Regions from separate parts of the Mus musculus genome. Here region 1 is linked to region 2. Evidence: chromatin loops called from intact Hi-C (ENCODE). Cell type or tissue: left cerebral cortex. All regions are shown on one strand.

Region 1 (5,000 bases), 220 kb before region 2:
TTGCTTCTAGGACTGCACTTGTATAGCCACTATGGACATCAGTGTGGTAATTCCTTGGGAAGATTAGAATTGATCTAACTCAAGATTCAGGTGTGCCCTTCTTGGGTGTATACCTAAAGGACACTTTATCCTACTACTGCGATGTGGGGCCGTAATGGCCCAGAATTATGGAGGAAGGGTCAAGGAGAGTGTCAATCCCGGACACCTCAAATGAGGATGGCAGGAATTGGCTCCCTAGCCTCTCCCAACCTGGTAACATGAAGTCATCTGCCCCACCATGAACCCTAGTAAGAATTTATAACCCTGACAGTTATCAGGTTTCACTCTTTGTTTGACCTTATGAGGTTCCCCCCTCCCAAATCCCTCCCACCACCACCATCCTCAAACCCTACAGCCCCTGAGGCATCTTACAACACCCCTGTCCTGGCCACTTCTACATGGCCACACAAACCTTGTCTCAGAGACTCTGACTACCTCCCAGGAACATAAACACCTCTTTCCGCACCCCTCCCCACCATTAAACTGAACCAGTTACCCAAAGTTGTTCTTGCATGTGCATTCTTTGCATGCGCACTCACCTCTAACCAACCAAGACCCTGTCTGCACAACCAGTGCCCAGCTAACCGTTTCTCCCTCAAGTCCATCCCAGTGAGCAATGGGTCTGGCTACCCTGAGGGAGAAGTGGGCATGGGCTGGCACAGAAATTCTTGTTCACCCATGTTCATTGCTCCTCTATTATAATAGCCAGAAATTGGAAACAACCTAGATGTCCCTTAACTGAAGAATGGATAAAGAAAATGTGGTACATTTACACAATGGAATATTGCTCAGTTGTTAAAAAAAATGACATCATAAAATCAGAAGTAAATAGCAGGAACTAGAAAAGAATCATACTGAGTGAAGTAACCCAAGCAAAGACAAATATGGTATGCATTTACTTCTATGTGGTTGCTGTTAAATCAATAATAAGCTATAATCTGCATAACCATAGAAGTTAGGAAATGAGTGAGGGACTAGAGGGAAAGATAGATTTTTATACTTAAGAAAAATATAATAGATTTATATGGACAGGAGGGGATTCTGGTACAGGTTAATCAAGTGGGGAAGGGAAGAGGGGTACAAGGGAGGGAATACAGGGAAAGACAGCTAGAATTATGGGGCATTTGAGTGGTAGTGTGGAAACCTAATACAGTAGAAGCTTCCTAAAATATATACATATATTAAGGTAATCGAAATGAAATCTCCAAACAGTAGGTGGGGAAAGCCCCAGCTTGACATCTCTTGTTACCAAAGGACACTTCCAGTACCAAGAATGGCTTTTATTTAGTGGAGTTGTTGACCAAATGGGTCCATGGGAACCCCCAAACAACCCAGGATGTTGCCAAGGCTATATAGGCTGTGTTTCTACAAACCATTGCCAAGGCCTTATTGCTGAAGACTACAGCTATACAACTCATTGAACACGCTGAACTGGTGTCTAACCAGAACATTTACCCTTATGGGCTAGAGTTCTTGTTGCTGGAAAGTACTCTGCGTACTAGGGGAAACAAACGCCAACTGAGGTACAAACCCTTCGATTTACACTGATGTCTTTGCCTGCAAGATATGCTAGGGCAATGGTGGCACAAAGCTTCTGTGAGTAACCAACCAATACCTGATTTAACTTAAGGCCCACTTCACAAGATGAAACTCATACCCATCACTGCTTGCATGACCAAGCTCCTATGCCTAGATAGCCCAGGGGCTTAGGATGAAACCAAATGCTAGTGTTCTACTAAAGCAACATAGCAATACAACGGCTCCTGTTGACATTCTGCTCTACTCATAGATCAGTGCTTGCTCAGCCACCATCAGAGAAGCTTTCTCCTGTAGCAAATGGAAACAATTATAGAGACCCACAATCAGACCTTAGGTAGAGAGAGACAGACCTGGGACACATAGCCCTAAAGTGGGATTTCTCCATCAAATACCTCCTCTCAGGCCTCAGGGAATCCTGTGGAAGAAGAGGCAGAAAGAGTGTTAGAGCCAGGGGAAACTGGAGGATACCAGGGAAATGACCTTTTAAACACAACAGGACCAAAGTACCTGTTAACTCACAGAGACTGAGGCAACATGCACAGGGTCTGTATGGGTCTGTACCAAGTGTGGTTCTAGAACTGAAAGAAGAAATAGAAATATGCTCTGATCCTGAGCAATGTAGTATGATCCCCATCTCAAAAGGACAAAATCATTTCCTTTAAGTTTCTTACTCTTGCATAGAAATAGTAAGCCATATCACATTTTTTCAGTAGTAGAAGCAAGTGGAATAAATTCTGCTAAAATTTATCTATTTCAGACCTATTGAAAATGAATGGTCATTGTAGATAATGACTTATATTTCTTACCTGGATTGCAGTCTGCTACAGTTCTGCTGTAATTCTACACGTTCTCAACCAGATGGCGCTGGAGGAAGGTGCCTGTACCCCAAGTATACATGGAAAGGAGATGAAATAGAAAAAAATTAGTAAAATTGGGTAGAAACCTAAACACTAGACTGACTGCATATCACTATACCAATATACACACTGCCAAATTCTAATACCACACCAAGTTAATATTAGGCCACCTTAGCCTTTGAATTCATGTAGACTAAGGTTTTCCTACAGCTTTTAATTTCATGCCAATTTTTCCAAATAACCTTGCTAATTCTCAGTACTAGTATGAAATTCTAAGGGCTAGAATAGATTTCTTTAGCCATTTTATCACCAACAGTACTGTACATAGTTACCATAGATTTCCACAAGATGGACCTCTTGATCCTAGGAGGCCTTTGTTTTCCCAAGTGTTATGAATGCACACTTGTGGAATAGGAATATAAAAGAATTCTGAGAAAAATAACCTAAGAAATTAATGTCAATAAGTAAGTCTAACATGAAATGTAAGAATAAAAGTAAGGTGGTATTTCCTTAGAGCACATTCCATGCACACTGCATTCCCGGGAGGAGATGGAGGGAATGGGGTAGTGAGTCCTCAGCATGCACTAGAATGTATTTCCTTTCTGTATAAAAACTTCATGCTTCATTTAAAAGACATGTGTATATATAATGTACATATAATATCATTTAGGCATCTATAGAAATAAAATAGATACCACTTTCAGATTTACTTCCTGATATAAGATACTTTATTTCCCAGTTTATACTTTTAGTTTAAAGACTTTTAATAAGTTTTGTTTTTTTTTTTTTGCTCTGAATATAAAACTGTTATTCTCACAGAACCATGACTGCTAGCTTCCCATTGCTTAAGCAGTGTACTTCAGTGCACCAAGATGGAGTTAGGGATATCTTACAGGTATTGTCTGTTTGAAGACACTGGTATATATGGTTTTATTTGCATATTTTCAGTTGCTCCATTGAAAAATAACTTGCTAAATGGGTACTGAAAAGATTCAGGACAAATCTGGGGTTTTGCTCGGTTTGGTTTGGTTTTATGCTGAGTCTTATGTAGCTAAGGCTGGCTTAAAACCCTGATCTTCATCCAAGGAGCTGGGTTTACATAAGTACACCACCCTGGTGCCCATATTTTAATGGACTTGAATTTGCTTCTGACTACAGCTAGAATCTGACTTGCTACTATGTGATGGAAAGCTTAAACCTGTAGTTACCATAGATTTCCACAAGATGGACCTCTTGATCCTAGGAGGCCTTTGTTTTCCCAAATTCAAGGATCCAAAAATTCTTCAGGTCAGAAAACTAAACTTTAGATTTCTTTAAATTTTTAATACTTACCTTAAAGTTACAGATGTTTAAGTAAGGTTTGTAATCTTTTTAAGACTTGCATTAAGTAATTTTGCTCTAGCACATTTTGTGAAAATGTAAGCAAATGATTTGTAAAGTTGACACATAACCTTCTCAGTGCCACTAGGAATAAAGACCTCTAAGGCAACAGAAATACTTTTCTTAAGCCTCTAGACTTGAAAATAAATTTTGTTTTCAAGCTCAGATTGTCATAGGTGACTGCATATGCATAGCACCATGGCCATATAAGTGGACTGCTCTATATGGTGTGAATCTACTTTGGAAGCTGCTTAAGATGGGTTACACACTTAGTCACTGCAAAGTTAAGGAGTTTATCAGATTTATCTATCAAATCTCCTAATTCCCCTTATGACACTCATAGGAATATGAAACATAGAAAGTTATGATTAATAAAACTAAAATGGTAGAAATTGGGTACTATTGCCAATTCCTTGATTAAAATGAAAATTTCTAACACTTTTAGTTATATTGCAGCTCTGACCTTAACCAAACTGAAATCCTTCCTTGGATATCCTATAATTTACCTTAAGTTTTTTTCAGCCACTATCTATGGGACTTGGCTGGAGCAGAGAAAGTCTCCACTTGGCTCCGCTCTAAGCAGAGTTAATCCCCTGTGGGTTAGTGCTATTTCTAGAAGAGCAGCAGGTTCCCCTTTTCCTGTAATAGTTATGTGGGTATTTCTTAGAGACTGAAATTTTGGTGTGTGTGTGTGTGTGTGTGTGTGTGTGTGTGTGTGTGTGTGTGTGTAAAACTTTGGACCACTCATGTTTTAAACTAAGCAAAATATAAAATAGGAGCTGTTGATATGTATCTTGAAATAGGGAAAGACATGCTTTGATATTAACTGGCCACAACTAAGGAATCAATAGACACTACCATATTCAAATATTCTACATGCTTGTGAAATTCAGTCACTGGCTTCCACCCACAAAAAGTTTAATTCACACACATCATAGAACAGGTAAAGCTAGAATCGTTCTGCTGTAATTTCTTTTTTGAAAATGAATTCAATTAGTGGAATGTTTGCTAGTATCAGAACTGATCATCAGCCTCTTTAGCCAGAGAACTGCCACAAATGTCCTAAGAAGTCTTAGAGAGCTGGGAGAGCAATGGGATGTGGTAGCTGAGTCAATTTGTTCAGTACACTTGCTTGGTCTCAGTGCTCTCTAGCTAACAAACTGAGTGCCGAGAGTGTGCCTGGCT
Region 2 (5,000 bases):
CCATCCAGCACAGAGTGCATGTCTTGTCTTCCCAGCATGGCTTGTGACTCTGTGAATCCCAAGGTTTCCCAACCTGGAACATCCGGAACCAGCTGTCTTTCAGGATGAGGGAGAGGAGGGGATGCTGGGCTGAGCACGCTGTGGGAGGACCGAGCAACACACCTGTCTTCCATGTTGTCGACGCTGAATTCCTCACACCAGGTGAGGGCAGAACTGTCCTTCCTGTTCTAAACCAGTTTCTGAACTCGTCTGATCCCAGACCACCTGAGGCGATGCTTGAACGGTCAGGTTCTAGGTGAGTGGGGCAGCTGCCCAGGAGTGAGGCCCCGGGGGAATGCTGGGGAAAACCAACTAGGAAGTCCTGGCCTGAGTCTCCCTCTCTGACAGCACACCCCACCCTGAGTCAAAGCCACTGAGGAAAGGCTTAACCCTGGTCTTGTTATCAGGGACTTGAGCCCCTTCCCTGGACTGATGGGCCTCTGACCATTCTGGTTTCCTCAAGTTGCCCCCTCCCCCACCTCCACCCCACTCAGTCCAGCCTTTCAACCGCAGCTGAACTCGCTCCAGGATTCCAGGACCAGGTGCCTGCCCTGCAGGGGGCGAGGGCTCGGTGAGCCAGTTTTGAAGAAAGGCCAGCACTCATGGAGCTCTTACCGGATAGTTAGCACTGTACCCCTGTTATCACGGCTCAGAGATGAATCGCCCCCATTTTGCAGAGATGGAAACCGAGGCATGGAGAGGTCACGTGTCTGCCAGGTACACTGGGGCACTTATGCCATCGGAGGGGAGATTTCAAATCCGAGATGAGATCACAGGACCCTAACACCAATTCTCCTGCCCACAGTACCCATAGCCCTTGTTTAGGGACAGATCCCTAAGACTCTACTGCAGAAGGAAGCAGGACGCGCCGGCGCTGTGGCTGGGGAGCAGCCGGCAGGCATCCGAGCTGTGCACGGCAGTCAAGGGCAGTACCAGTAAGGTTCTGGACAGGTCGCCCAGCCCGGCGTGCGCCGGGGACCTTAGATCCCCTTCGCACTTACCTTGCTCCAAGCCTCCGGTGGTGGTGTCTTGGGGCCCAAAGGCACGCAGCAGTGAGCGCAGAGGCGCGGGCCAGCGGGCGTGCCCCCTGCCTTGGCCACGCATCTCCCTGAAGGCCAGACCCGTGAGACTCCGGGCTGCGTCCGCCCCTCAGAGCACGGTGCAGAGCCGGGGCCCCGGGAGGTGCTGGCGGGGCGGGGCGGGACTGGAGCGGGGGCGGCGCCGCCTTGAAAGGCTCGGCCCCTTCTCAGGGCGGAGGCGCAGAGGGGCTCAGCAGTGACCTTGACCTCCTGGACATTGCCTCGAGCGATGGTGGGACCCTTGACTCTGAGAGTCTGGGACAACCTTGGAATCCCCAGCGGCCAGTCTGGTCAGGAGATGAACACCGGGGGTTAATTACGTAGTAAGGAGGCTGCGGGGTTAGATCTCTGTGGGACCCTGGACTAGTAGCTTGACCTCTCTGAGTCTGGGAGTTCTTGTGCCTAAATAGGATTTAGAAAGGTGAAAGGAGACACCAAGCAGAATCGAGATCTGGTGATGGTGCATCCTGGTGGTGGAGACCCTTCGACTGCTCACCAGCTAGCTGTATGACCGCTGTAAGATGCAGGGGCCATCACTGCACTCTAGAAAATCCCATACACGCTGTTAATGAAATGAAGCTGTTATTTTTCTCTCAAGTACTGTATGGGCAAACCCTTGCCTCCAATGGCCAGTTCCAAAATAGACGGCTAGCCTGCTCGAATCCCTCTTAGCATCACAGTTCCAAGCCTTCCCTTTACCACAGTCCCTGGGGTGGAAGTACGCAGAGATCCCCAGCAATCTCTGCTGAGTTCAGGACTCAAAACTCAGTCTTGCCTGAGAAGGGCCCTGGGCACTCAGAGAGACCCAGGAAACTCTCATTTGTGAATCACTTAGGTAACACACAAGGGTCTCCAGATCCAAAATCAATAGCACTGTCCTCCTGTCTCGGGGAGCATTCGAGTGCGCCTCTGTGGCCCTGGAGTCTACTCATCTCCAGCGAGGCAGGAGCAGGTAGGCTCCTGTGTGTAGGTAGCAGAAGCACTGAGCCAGGTGTCCCGTCCACCTGCACCTTCTAAGGAAGCCTGGGCCCAATCTGCTGGGATGCCGCAGCCTTCACTAGCAGAACTTTTTAACTACATAACAGTTCTTAGCTGGCACTAGATGGCGCTGCACGAATCGGACTTCAAGTGGATGGAGAGCAGACTTGTGTCTGCTGTGAGGCTGTGGAAATGCAACTGAGTATTCCGTTCCCTCTCCCTGTTTCTTTCTGAGACCTCTCCCCTCAGCTCTGTTGAGGAGACGCTGAAGTTCGGGGCAGTGAAGTCACTTTCCCTAGGAGGCCAGCAGTGGGGACAGCCAGGATTCCAAACCTGACTGATGTCTAGGCAATTGTAATCAGGACTAGCTCTCTACTCACCAGAGGTGTTTGGATTTCCCTCTCCCAAGCCTCTTGGTCCCTGTGCACAGTGTTGTCCCTTGCCAACACATCCAGGTTTTAAAGAACAGCCTTAAGGCTATAGCTCTGGCCACTCAATGGCCGTTTGCTGTGCTTACCCCTCTGTTTGCTTGTAGCGGTGGTTCCTCAGTTCCTTGGGCAGTCCACTCTCCAGCTACTAAGGTTTGGATATGGATATGTCCCCATGAGCTCATGTGTTTGAACACATGGACCCCAGCTGATATGATTGTTTTGGGACCCCGTGAAACTTTGAAGGGGTAGATCCTAGCAGGCAGGAGCGGATCCATGGTGCAGGCCAGCTTATGTCACTGTCTTCTTCCTCTCCCATTTGCTTTGGGTCTGAGGGGATGTTAGCAAGCAACCTCACACTCCTGCTGCCACACCTTATCTGACATGATGGACGACAACCAGGAGCTAAAATGAATCCTTCCTCACAGACTTTGTTTCTTGCTTCTTCCCATTGATCATATAACCATTCTGGCAGACCTAAGTCCACTCTTCACGCCTCTGGGTGGGCATTCAGTGTAAGGTAATCAATCTGAAGTAACCACCCAGCTACATTCACAGATGGGGTGGTTCACAGAGGCACACACATCCACAGCATTGCTAGATTGAGAGAAAGGAAACTTGCCTCCATTACTTTTCAGTTACTGTGACAAAATACAGTATGATTATGGCTACTTAAAGAGGAAAAAGGTTATTGGGGCTTACAGTTCCAGGGGCTTAGAGCATGTGGCCATCATGGTGCATTGCATAGCATCAGGAAGGCAGGCATGATGCTGGGTCAGTAGCTGAGAGCTTACAGCCTGACTCACAACTTAGGAGTAAGACAGAGGAGCTAACTGGAGTGGCTGAACTTTTTAAATCTCTAAGCTCATCCCAGTAACAAGCCTCCTCCAACAAGGCCACACCTCCTAGTCCTTCCTAAACTGTCCCTGAACTGAGGAGCAAACAATCAAACATGCGAGCTGACAGGCATTCTCATTCAAACCACTACACCCTTTTTATGCACCAGGGTGGGAGTGACTCCATCCAGACTTCTTGAAGCTTCTCCATGCCTCAGAATGAGAACTCTGGGATTGAGAGGAGCCTGAGAAGGAAGTATTCTGAGGGAGCTGACAGCCATCTCTGTGAGCTGAGTGTGTGGCTCCAACTATGCCTGAATGTAGACTTTTGGAAGGCTGGAATTTTCAGTCACCCTCCCTGCCATTTCTTTCTCTCTCTCAGCCTTGAGGAGAAAGAGGTCATCAGACTCTCACCCTTGCTCTCTGTTTCCTCCAAGAGGCCAGTGTTTTCATCACCCTCCACCTCTTTGAATGCAGATATAATGGTAACCTGCAAAGAGAGGCTCTTAGGACAGGTCTACACAGCTTCTGTATCCTTGTTGTTAGTGAAGAAGGGGCAACAGACACCAGCCTCCTAGTAGCCATAGTCCAAGGGCAGGGTCCCTGGACCCTTTGAGCCTAATCAGGATCTCTGAGGAAAGAGTTGGGAAGAGGAAATCAGAATAACTCATTTGTTGACTTCTCCCGCAGGACAGACAGGCTCTGCACTAACTTTATCCACCAATGTTCTTCACAGTCAGAGGCAGGGATTATTAATAGTCCCTTTCAACATGAGAAATGAGAAGTGAAATTTAGAGTTCTTCCTAGCGCTGCAGCTGGGACAAGGCAAAGGCATACCCAACCAGGAGTCCCATCCACTCTAAATGGTTCTAAGGAGAAGAGATACTGGTGAGGCCTGGCCATTCCTAAGGCCCAGCAGAAGCCCTGGAGCCCAGTCTTCTGTGCATACCCCTCACCATGAGAGCATACAGTGATGCAAAGACACTCAGGCTGGAGCAGGCTGGCAGCCAAGCCTACAAACACTCCTGGTATAGAGTGGACAGATGCCTGGAGCCAGTGGGTAGAGCAGCAGTGGCCAAAGCATTGGGATAGATGAATCTAGGTCACGGACATCTACAGCTGTGGGGCTGTAAGTCTGGTGCTACGAGAACCCCAACAGATGATGAAGCAGGGTATGGCAAGATGTCAATTCCTGTATAAGTACCTGTGTACACACATACCCTCCCAAGTCCATTACCTCAGTCTGTGCTGGGAGTTTCTTCAGCTTCTTTCTGTATCACGGGCACCAGCTGGGATAAGGACCAACAGTCCACTTGGAGGTTTAGGGTGGACACTGGAGTGGTTGTTGATCTATGTTGTGGCAAATCAGGCTTGGTACATGGAAACATCTGCATCAGTGTCTATCGTGTGTATGTCATAGTGTGGCCACCCACAGTTCTCTTTCTCCACTTGTTGGCAGTGGCCTCTGAGGTCAGCAGGGCCACTGGGCTGTCTCGAGTGTCAGTAACAATGTGCTGTGATTGATTAAGCACATCTGACAGAAGCGTGGCCAATCAAGGTGAGCTTCATATGTAATGGCCCTGCTGCTATCTGGAAGGTGATTAGGACGTGCTCCAGGGTGCTGAAACAGGGGTCAAGAT

What was found. A loop is a pair of places that touch in the nucleus more often than their neighbours do. Peaks named below come from ENCODE experiments on the same cell type or tissue, not always from the same donor. Only the 100,000 strongest peaks of a DNase experiment are listed, where the experiment ranks them.
Region 1: a loop joins it to region 2, with 2.1 times the contacts of the local background. A loop is called at or near these places in 7 of 42 quality-filtered maps.

Annotation. Positions count from the first base shown.
Region 1 is chr2:178,336,717-178,341,716 of GRCm38, reverse strand. It overlaps Phactr3 (phosphatase and actin regulator 3), which reads right to left. Exons shown (of 13, transcript NM_028806.2): 13 at 3,225-5,000. Among named protein-coding and RNA genes, the nearest start is that of Sycp2, 68 kb to the left of the region's middle. In left cerebral cortex, CTCF peaks have their summits at 2,433 and 3,651; DNase peaks (open chromatin) are centred at 2,438 and 3,644.
Region 2 is chr2:178,115,343-178,120,342 of GRCm38, reverse strand. It overlaps a transcript of Phactr3 not described here. Among named protein-coding and RNA genes, the nearest start is that of Phactr3, 24 kb to the left of the region's middle. In left cerebral cortex, CTCF peaks have their summits at 632 (motif pointing right) and 2,219 (motif pointing right); DNase peaks (open chromatin) are centred at 1,017, 2,214 and 4,302; H3K4me3 peaks cover 1,325 bases; H3K27ac peaks cover 575 bases.